Regions from separate parts of the Homo sapiens genome. Here region 2 is linked to region 1. The links are chromatin contacts, found by Hi-C in ENCODE. All regions are on one chromosome and are shown on one strand. The core of a region is the stretch at or near the end of the contact, and the rest is flanking DNA. Distances in the headings are between cores, read along the strand shown.

Evidence for each region. A loop is a pair of places that touch in the nucleus more often than their neighbours do. Pooled maps may share reads with other maps.
Region 2: a loop to region 1 is called in a map of chondrocyte, with 3 times the contacts of the local background. The contact joins the promoter of DCLK2 here to the promoter of MAB21L2 in region 1. A Hi-C loop is called at or near these places in 1 of 168 maps with a recorded cell type or tissue (chondrocyte) and 3 of 50 pooled maps.

The regions. Positions count from the first base shown.
Region 1 is chr4:150,579,701-150,585,027 of GRCh38, forward strand. MAB21L2 (mab-21 like 2) reads left to right here and starts at 2,451. Exons shown (of 1, transcript NM_006439.5): 1 at 2,451-4,993. The coding sequence starts at 3,330. The coding sequence ends at 4,409. All of the region lies in intron 40 of LRBA (LPS responsive beige-like anchor protein), which reads right to left. LRBA-AS1 (LRBA antisense RNA 1) reads left to right here. Exons shown (of 2, transcript NR_149035.1): 2 at 1-1,534.
Region 2 is chr4:150,075,045-150,079,978 of GRCh38, forward strand. DCLK2 (doublecortin like kinase 2) reads left to right here and starts at 3,401. Exons shown (of 16, transcript NM_001040260.4): 1 at 3,401-4,404. The coding sequence starts at 3,984.

The sequences.
Region 1 (5,327 bases), core at 1,201-3,700:
AGGTCCGCTCGGCCTGGGACGCCCCACCCGAGAGAAGAGGAGAAGGCGCAGGACTTGCGGCGCGGCGGCGGAGCCATGCGAACCAACTCCGCCACCCCTGAGGCTGTTTGCAAACACTCACTCTCGGGAGCGTCGCGGGCCGGGCCATTCGCGAACCAGACGCAACGACGAAGCGACCACCTCGAGAGTGGGGCGGGAAAGCTCCGCACCCTCTATCCCCGCCACCAGTCTCCGCCCAGTAACTGCCCCCGGAGAAGCAACCACGGAGCCCCTCCCGGCCAGTCGCGCTCTCCCGGCAGCGCAGTGCCCTCCGGCCCAGGCAGTTCCCAGAGCGCCGGCAAGGCCTCCCGGGTTAGAGCCGGGCTCCCACAGGCGCGAACTCCGAGGGCGCGAGGTCCCCTAGATCCTTAGGCGGCGAGGCGTTCCGGGACGCACGCGGCCTCCCCGGAGAAGGCTGGAGGTCAAGCAGCCCAAGTCTCTGCCACTCCAGAGAAGTTAACTAAAGCTCTGGAGTCCAAGAGTCGCGCGGACACTTAATTCTGACTCTTCTTCCTAATCGCGGGAAGACAAACCCTAAGCAACAAATCCGAGATAGTTTTTTTTTAAGCAAATATTCCTTAGAAAGGGACTTATGGCAACGAGAGAGGAAGGGTGACAAACTGCCTGTGGTCCGCACCAGGTATGTAAGAAAGAACCAAGAGGCCCAATTGTCTGATACCAAGTAGATAGAAAGAAATTAACTTCCCTATGCAATTCAATTCAGGTTCACCCGGCCGGACTTTAAGAGGGTAAGTCAAGCCCTCCCAAGGGGTTTTGAAAAAGCCGAACTACCAGGTTTCTAAAACGAAGTCTTCACCCAAATGGACGCATAGATTTTTATTTTTATCGCATAACCCAGGGCTGGAATATAACCTCCCAAATCAAACTAAAAATAATCACATCTACCTGAAATACGTTAAAAAGATTCAGAATCCAGACATCTTAGGTTCATACATAAACCCTCAGTATCAAGCAAATCAGAAACAATGTTCTAGCTTTTTTTTTCACCCAAAAGTATGGAAAGGCTACAGTGGGTACAACTCGTTTAGGATAATACATATACTAAAAGCACATGCATGCCTTTCATTGAAATGCCTAGGGAGGAGTGAAGCCATCTGTGTAATCAATAACAGGATAGTTATAGATTTTTGTGGCAGTGAAGTCTTTTAAAAGCAAGAGTCAATTATGAAAATAAAATCATTTTACAAATGAAACTCTGTACCTGTACCCCCTAAGAATACATTCACAATTAGATTTACAACAGTAAGATTTTAAGAAAACTTTAGGTTTACATTTACTTGCCTTGTTTTTCATTAAGTTTGAAGCAATTTTAGTAGCTTATTTTAAAAGTATATCCTACTAAGTTCTACGACATGTAAGTTTGCACCATTTCTCACAACTTAGATATTTTCTCTCTCGTAACTAGTTAATTCTTGTAACGATAAAATAATGGTATTAAATACATGTGAATCTTAATTATGAAATAATTATCAAACAAGGTGCTTGGACTAGTTTTTGCCCTGCCCTGTTTTTAAACAGCATATCGAAATTACTAAAAAGAGATTTATAAACCCTCACCTTATATCCACTCCAACCCTCACTGGTGCACATATACAGCAACTGCTCTGATTCTTGGCAACAATGGGAGGGGAGGGGAAGAGAAAGGAGGATGACTTTAAAGGAGGAAAAAACCTGGAAAAATTAGGTCCTTTCCCAGATTCCCCTTTCGCTTCCCATTTGCCTTCAAGCCAAAGTAATTTTGTTACAGTTTGCACCTTCTACTACACAATGTTGATAGAATCATTTAAAAAAAAAAAAAGTGAACCTTTCTGAACCATTGCTACTCTCCCTCGCGTTATTCCAGCCATCTCCAGGAGAGTCCCTTCTATATAAACTCTTTTTCTTCTTTGCTACTGATAAGAGAGGAGGATAAAGAGGAACGGCTGTAAAATGTGTGCAAGCATTTGACTCCCATTATCTCCTCCTATTTTCTTACTTCTCTCTTTACCCTGTTTCTTTATCAAGTGCAGTGGTGGCTGCTACCGTTCGCCAAGCGTGCCTGTCTTCTCTCTCGGATTGGCTAAAGCACTGACAGCTCGGATAGCGATTGTAGGAACTGAAGCTCCACCCCCTCATGATGGCCCTGGGACCATTCATAAACTAAATAACTCCAGGAAACAGCGAGGGAGAGAGAGAAAGAAAGAGAGAGGGAGAGAGAGAGACAGAGAGAGTTAGAGGAAAGAAGAGAGAGCGAGCACGAGGAAGGGGGGCGGGGGAGAGAAGCAGGGGGAGAGCGGGGCGAGAAAGAGGTCGGAGGGGAGAGGAGGGGGAGAGACGACTCAGAAAGTGGAATCTGTAAAAGCAAGCTAGAGGAGAAGAAGGAAAACCCTGAATCGTTATAACTACACCCCAGATGCAACGCAAGCAACGACTTCGTCACACTAAAACGGATTTTGTGAGGGCCAAAAGTATAAATTACGAAGCAGAAATGATTATCAAACAACTTCCAGCGGTTTGCACCTAAAGAAACACAAGGAGAACCCACTACAAACAAACAAACCCAGTCCAAACAACGCCTCCAGTAGGAAAAGAGGAAAACTGCGATAACACGACCCCCCGAGAAGAGACGAGACCAACACGCTGAGACTGTGGGGCGTCAGCAAACCTCCAAGTGCACGGCGGACTGAGTTGTACTTCGCAGCTCTCTGGACATTAATTACCTCCTGCACCTTCCATTTGGGGGAGGGTGAGGAAGAAGGCACTCACCTACACTGAGCGAAGAAGTCCTATCAGCGTGGAAGAGAAGTTTAAGAATGAACCACTGAATGTTTCGCTTTTATTTTTAAATTTACTTTGGCACTTAAAAAACCTCATTTCCAGATTTCTGGACAATCTCGGCTGCAGACATCTAAGCCTAACCTTTTGGTATCCTGAGTTTTTTCCCTCTCCTTCTCCTTCCTCACGCCCACCCCGCTTCTCTCGCACACGGTCATCTTTACATATCAAGAGAAAGCAAAAAGGTTCCAAGAGGTACTTTTCTTTTTAGAAAATCACCTTTTCTCCCCTAATTCTTCTGCAGAAGAAAAGAGGTTTCGAAAGAGGGAAAAGGAAAAAACAAGCCGGCTACGGTATCAGCCGGTCAGCCCAGGTGGAAAACGAGAGTGAAAGTAGGGCTTAACGGGGAGCGCACCGCCTCTTTCGAAAGCCGCTGGGCCACCACCAGTGCGTGAGCCTTGGATCCCTCAACGTATTGCGAGACGCCGGTGTATAGCCCGGACCTGTGCCCCAACATGATCGCCGCTCAGGCCAAGCTGGTTTACCAGCTCAATAAGTACTACACTGAGCGCTGTCAGGCGCGCAAGGCGGCCATCGCCAAAACCATCCGAGAGGTCTGTAAGGTGGTCTCGGACGTGCTCAAGGAAGTGGAGGTGCAGGAGCCTCGCTTCATCAGCTCCTTGAGCGAGATCGATGCCCGCTACGAGGGGCTCGAGGTCATTTCGCCCACCGAATTTGAGGTGGTGCTCTACCTAAACCAGATGGGCGTCTTCAACTTCGTGGACGACGGCTCGCTGCCCGGCTGCGCAGTGCTCAAACTGAGCGATGGGCGGAAGCGGAGCATGTCTCTCTGGGTCGAGTTCATCACGGCGTCGGGCTATCTCTCAGCGCGTAAGATCCGCTCGCGTTTCCAGACGCTGGTGGCCCAGGCGGTGGACAAGTGCAGCTATCGGGATGTGGTCAAGATGATCGCGGACACCAGCGAGGTCAAGTTGCGCATCAGGGAGCGCTATGTGGTGCAAATCACTCCGGCGTTCAAGTGCACCGGGATCTGGCCTCGCAGCGCGGCACAGTGGCCTATGCCCCACATCCCTTGGCCCGGCCCCAATCGGGTGGCCGAGGTCAAGGCCGAAGGGTTCAACTTGCTCTCGAAGGAGTGCTACTCGCTGACCGGCAAGCAGAGCTCGGCAGAGAGCGACGCCTGGGTGCTACAGTTCGGGGAGGCGGAGAACCGCCTGCTGATGGGCGGCTGCCGAAACAAGTGCCTCTCAGTGCTGAAGACTCTGCGGGACCGCCACCTGGAGCTACCCGGCCAGCCGCTCAACAACTACCACATGAAGACGCTGCTGCTGTACGAGTGCGAGAAACACCCACGAGAAACGGACTGGGACGAGTCGTGCCTGGGCGACCGGCTCAACGGCATCCTGCTGCAGCTCATCTCCTGCCTGCAGTGCCGCCGCTGCCCTCACTACTTTCTGCCCAACCTCGACCTCTTTCAGGGCAAGCCCCATTCGGCCCTGGAGAGCGCTGCCAAGCAGACCTGGAGGTTGGCCAGGGAAATTCTCACCAATCCCAAAAGCCTGGACAAACTATAGGGTGCTGGGGACTGCTTGAAAAGCGACACAAACGGGCGTGCTCTCTCAGACACACAACTCTGCTATAAACAGCAGAAACTCTGGACACAAACTTTTATGTAAGTCACCTGAAATAGGAATCCGGCAGAAGACCTTCATTAATTAAGAAGCAAACAAAAAGAGAGCAACCCAACCAAAACAAATCACATTCTTGCACAAAAGTGATCGTTTTCTTCCAAACAATGTGAATTTAAAAGGTCACACAAAAGAAGCAATCGGGCTCCGCCACCACAAAATGAAACCCAAGGTACATTTTCAAATCAATGTATAGTAGTTCCCCCCCCTTTTCCTTCTTTCCCCCTATCCTTTTTCTCTCCACCCCATCCCCCCCCCCATTTCGTTTTGCTTTTGGTTGCCTGAATGTTGTCACCAAGTGAAAAAATTATTTAACTATATGTAAAATTTCTCTTTTAAAAAAAAGTTTTACTGATGTTAAACGTTCTCAGTGCCAATGTCAGACTGTGCTCCTCCCTCTCCTGAACCTCTACCCTCACCCTGAGCTGTCTTGTTGAAAACAGTAATAAAAACATTACTTTACATTGTAATTGACTGTTTGTGGATTGTTCTTAAGTGAAGGCAGGTGAGATCACAGTTTATAATTTCCAATGTAAAGATGTGACGAGGAATCAAATGCAAGAAGCTTCCACTTGAACTGATTTGCAAAATTTTAAATACAGTACATTTTGTAGAATTGACTGTATAAGTTCCGACCCAAATCCTTAGAAAATAGAAAACACTAATTTTACTCAACTATAATATATATTTGTTCTGTAGATGTTAAGATTAAAAGTAACATCTACTTCACGCTTGGGAAAAAAGTATGAAAGAAAATATTTTGATCCTAATTTTTAAAATAGAAAAAACTTTTTCACATTAAAA
Region 2 (4,934 bases), core at 2,151-4,650, 500 kb before region 1:
GTGCCACATTTTCTTTATGCAGTCTATCACTGATGGGCATTTGGGTTGGTTCCATGACTTTGCTATTGTAAACAGTGCTGCAGTAAACATACGTGTGTGTGTGTGTCTTTATAGCAGAATGATTCATATTCCTTTGGGTATATACCCAGTAATGGGGTTGCTGGGTCAAATAGTATTTCTGGTTCTAGATCCTTAAGGAATTGCCATATTGTCTTCCACAATGGTTGAACTAATTTACATTCCCACCAACAGTGTAAAAGTGTTCCTATTTCTCCACAGCCTCGCCAGCATCTACTGTTTCTTGACTTTTTAATAATTACCATTTTGACTGCCATGAAATGATATCTCATTGAGGTTTTGATTTGCATTTCTCTGATGATCAGCGATGTTGAGCTTTTTTTCATATGTCTGTTAGCTATGTAAATGTCTTCTTTTGAAAAATGTCTGTTTATATCCTTTGCCCACTTTTTGATGGGGTTGTTTCTTTCCTTGTAAATTTGTTTAAGTTCCTTGTAAATTCTGGATATTAGACCTTTGTCTGATGGGTAGACTGCAAAAATTTTCTCCCATTCTGTAGGTTGACTGTTTACTTTGGTGATAGTTTCTTTTGCTGTGCAGAAGCTCTTTATTTCCATTTGTCAATTTTGGCGTTTGTCGCAATTGCTTTTGGTGTTTTCACCATGAAGTCCTCACTCATCCCTATGTCCTGAATGATATTGCCTAGGTTTTCTTCTAGGGTTTTTATGGTTTGGGGTTTTACATTTAAGTCTTTAATCCACCTTGAGTTAAAAATACTGGCATATTGTATAATTGTACTCACTATTTAAGAAGGGCCAAATCTCTTATCAAGGATCTTTGAGTGAGGAAGTGCATGTTAGTGTTCTAAAGATTGAAAGATTGAAACCCGTGGTACCAGTCTGCAAGATGACCCCAATAATTGCTGACTCCTAGTCACACCCTAGTGTAGTCTCCTCCCACATCAAACAGGGCTGCCTTGTGTAACCTACAGGATATTGTGGGAATAACAGTGTATGACTTCCAAGGCTATATCATAACACACATTGTGGCTTCCACCTTGTGCTCTCTTGGATGCTTTCTCTAGAGCAAGCTTGTCCAACCCATGGCCTGTGGACTGTACACAGCCCAGGACAGTTATGAATGCAGCCCAATGCAAATTCGTAAACTTTCTTAAAATATTATGAGATTTTGTGATTTTTTTTTTTTTTTTAGCTCATCAGCCATCATTAATGTTAGTGTATTTCCTGTGTGGCCCAAGACAATTCTTCTTCCAATGTGCCCCAGGGAAGCCAAAAGATTGGACACCCCTGCTCTAGAGGAAGCCAACCGACAAGTCATGGTGACACTTAAGCAACTCTATGGAAAGGTACTCATGACAAGGAACTGAGGCCTCCTTACCATTCATGTGAATGGGCTGTCTTGGAAATGGATCTTCTTGACCCAGTCAAGCCTTTAGATGGCTGTGACCCCTGTCAACATCTTGACAGCAATCACATGAGGCTTTGAGGTAAACTGCTCCCAGATTTCCGATCTGCCAAAAATGCTGAGATTATGCATGTTTATTGTTGTAAATCATTAAGTTTAGGATAATTTGTTTCTACAGCAATAGTTTACAAAGTCTTTTTCCCCCTAAGAAATACTAACAGTGATACAAATGAACATGGCCATCTTAAGGCAAGTTGATGGGCTCTGTGGAGTTACTGGTACTTAGATGGAAACTTATCTCAATAAATTTGCAATTTAGTTTCTTGTTTCTCAAAGTCTTGTACCAAGACCAGCAGCATTGGCATTACCCAGGGGCTCATCAGAAATGCAGAATCTCAAACTCCACCCCAGAGCTACAGAATAGCAATCTGCATTTTAACGAGATTCCCCTATGACATGTAAATATATTAAAGTTTGAGAAGAAGCACTGATTTATTTGATTCCTGGTGTTACAGCCTGTGGTTGGAAACTCTGGATATACCTTAGGGGTACTTTTAAAAAAATACTGTTGGAGAAGCCCGTCTCCAGAAATTCTGATTTAACTGATCTAGGTTGAGGCCTTTTAAGGTGGTGGACCTAATGATGCTGCAGGATTTTCCTCTAGAAAAACTACATTGAAGCCTCAGATCAGCTCTGACTTCCTAGCATGCCCCAACCCCGCAGGAAGTTAGGTATGCCCAGGTGTATGCCCAGAACTGCCTTAGGAGTAGTATTGTGCACCGAGCAGGAGACCTTTCTGGAGCTGCCATGAAGGGTGTGTATGCGTGTGTGTGCGTGTGTTTGGTGGGGCGCACCAACTTCACAGATGCTAGACCGTTGCATGTGCTTCTACCTTCTTTTATTCATGCTCTTCCAGGACTCAGTTCAACCCGAAAAAAAGCAACTATGCCTTTCTTCCTGAAAGGTCAGTTTGGATTGCTGTCTAGGGCTGCTCAGAAAACCAGGTGTTGAATGTTCTAAGGTTTCACGTGCCAAATTGGGATCAAACATATTTGAGCTTTATTTTTCCTAATAACAAAATGCAAGTAACTAGTATTTCTCTTAAGTCTTGGAAAAGATGTTTTTATTGTTGAATAGACACTACGGCATTAAGATTTCCACTATGATGGGTGCTCACAAATGATAGGCCTCTTAGGTAAGAAGCTTTAATTGACAACATTAAATATGCGGGGCGGGGGGAGTGGGTGCAGAGTCTCTCTTTCCTTTGTTAGGGCATCCCAGTGACAGAAACAATGCCTGACACATGGTACGCTCTCGATAAATATTCGTTGATTACATAACCCCCTCTACCACCCAATAACTTCTCATCATTCATTCAAAGTTACTGAACGTACCATATTAGCGAATCTGCAATGGAAACAGTGGAGGCTGTTTTCTCAAAGGATTTTCTAATAAAGCAACAAATCTTTTTTAAAAAAAATGAATGGTGTGCCCCAAGTCAATGCTGGGCTTCGGATTTCTGCGGTAGTTTGGCCTGGGGTCCTCACTGGGATGCTGGCTGGGGATGTGCTCCCTGCCCTTGAATCTCCTTCCTTTGTAGTTTTTGGCCTGCGCGGTTACGTTTCCCAGGCGGAGGAGCGCGCGTCGCGGCTGCGCCCATTAACGCGCGGCGCCGGGCAGGAGCCGTCAGGCGGGCGGGGCTGCCCGGGACCCGCAGGAGCTGCTCCTCCCGCGCCGGCGCTCGGCCCCCTCCTCCGCCCCCTCCTCCGCCCCCTCCTCCCCTTCTCCGCGGTTTGGCATCCCCGGGGCCGGGAAGCCTCCTCCAGCGCTGACAGCCTGTCGGCGGCGGAGGGAGGCCAGAGCGCGGATGCTTGCCAGTGGGCCGGGCCTGACCGCTGCGTGGGAGGCGGGCTGCATTATTTCCCGCTAGGGCCGCGCTCCAGGGAAGGAAGGGGCCAGACACGGCCCTCTCAGCCCCGAACGGCGCGCGCTGCCCGGCGGGCGGGATCCGGGCGCGGCCGAGGCGGCGGCGCTGCACCCCGGGCCTGGGCCCGCGCGACTCCCCCGGGGGCCTCTCCCACGCTCCGCGCCCCGCCCCACCCTTCCTTCCTTCCTCCCCTCGGCGCTCCCGGGAGCGCTCGGCAGACGCCCGAGCTTTGTGGGCGCCCGCGGGCCCAGCGCGAGCCTCGGGCGGCCCAACTTTGCCTCTCCCGGTCGGCTCCCGAGCGGGACTTGTGAGGCGTGGCCGGGTGGAGGAGGCGCTTGCGGGGGCGTGGGGCTCCCCGGCAGGCGGGAGGCACGGAGCAAGTCGCACTGGACAATGACCTGGGCAGCTCGGCGCTGCGGACACTTTTAGCTGAGGGCGCGGGCGGGTCGGCTCCTCCGCGGCTCCTCGGCCCCACCTGCGCGGAGAGGGCGGGATGCCAGAGCCAGGTGTCCCGGCGCGTTAAGGGCCCTCGCAGTCAGACGTCCCTGCACCGGCGCTCGCACCCTTAGTCGGCCCGGAACGTCTTTTTGCGGACGCCCTCGGAGCAGCCGCGATGGCCAGCACCAGGAGTATCGAGCTGGAGCACTTTGAGGAACGGGACAAAAGGCCGCGGCCGGGGTCGCGGAGAGGGGCCCCCAGCTCCTCCGGGGGCAGCAGCAGCTCGGGCCCCAAGGGGAACGGGCTCATCCCCAGTCCGGCGCACAGTGCCCACTGCAGCTTCTACCGCACGCGGACCCTGCAGGCCCTCAGCTCGGAGAAGAAGGCCAAGAAGGCGCGCTTCTACCGGAACGGGGACCGCTACTTCAAGGGCCTGGTGTTTGCCATCTCCAGCGACCGCTTCCGGTCCTTCGATGCGCTCCTCATAGAGCTCACCCGCTCCCTGTCGGACAACGTGAACCTGCCCCAGGGTGTCCGCACTATCTACACCATCGACGGCAGCCGGAAGGTCACCAGCCTGGACGAGCTGCTGGAAGGTAGGAGGGGAGGGCGCCGCACGGCAGGTGCGGCGGAGCGCCGGCAGGTGCAGTGGGCGTGAGCCGGCGCAGCGGGGAGCCCGCGGGGTGCTTTCCAAGCCGCACGGGAATTGATGCTTCTGTCTGCTTCTCTAGAGATTGGCTGGGGGTGGGGGCCGGTGGGGTGCCCACATACACACTGACTTTCCTTCCCAAGAGGTTTGTCTCTTAAAGAAGGAAAAAATTTCCTGATGGTCAGGCCAATTTAGGCACTGGTGGCATCTCCTAAGATTGTTGAACTTATTTGTATTGAAGTGCAAACTGTTTGAGAAAATGGTTCTCCCATGGGGAGCTGGGTAATCCCCTACTAATAAGCTCTGTTGGACCCTCGGTGTGGACCCTGGTGCAGGCTCCTGTCATGTTCCAGTATTCGGGGTCCTGTTGTGACTGCTGTCAGAAGCTGTGGTTGTGAAATGCTCTAGGTTGGCTTTCCTAGTTTGCCTTGCAGCAGAAGTTACTTGAGGTGAAGAGGGATGATCCTAGACAGCAGG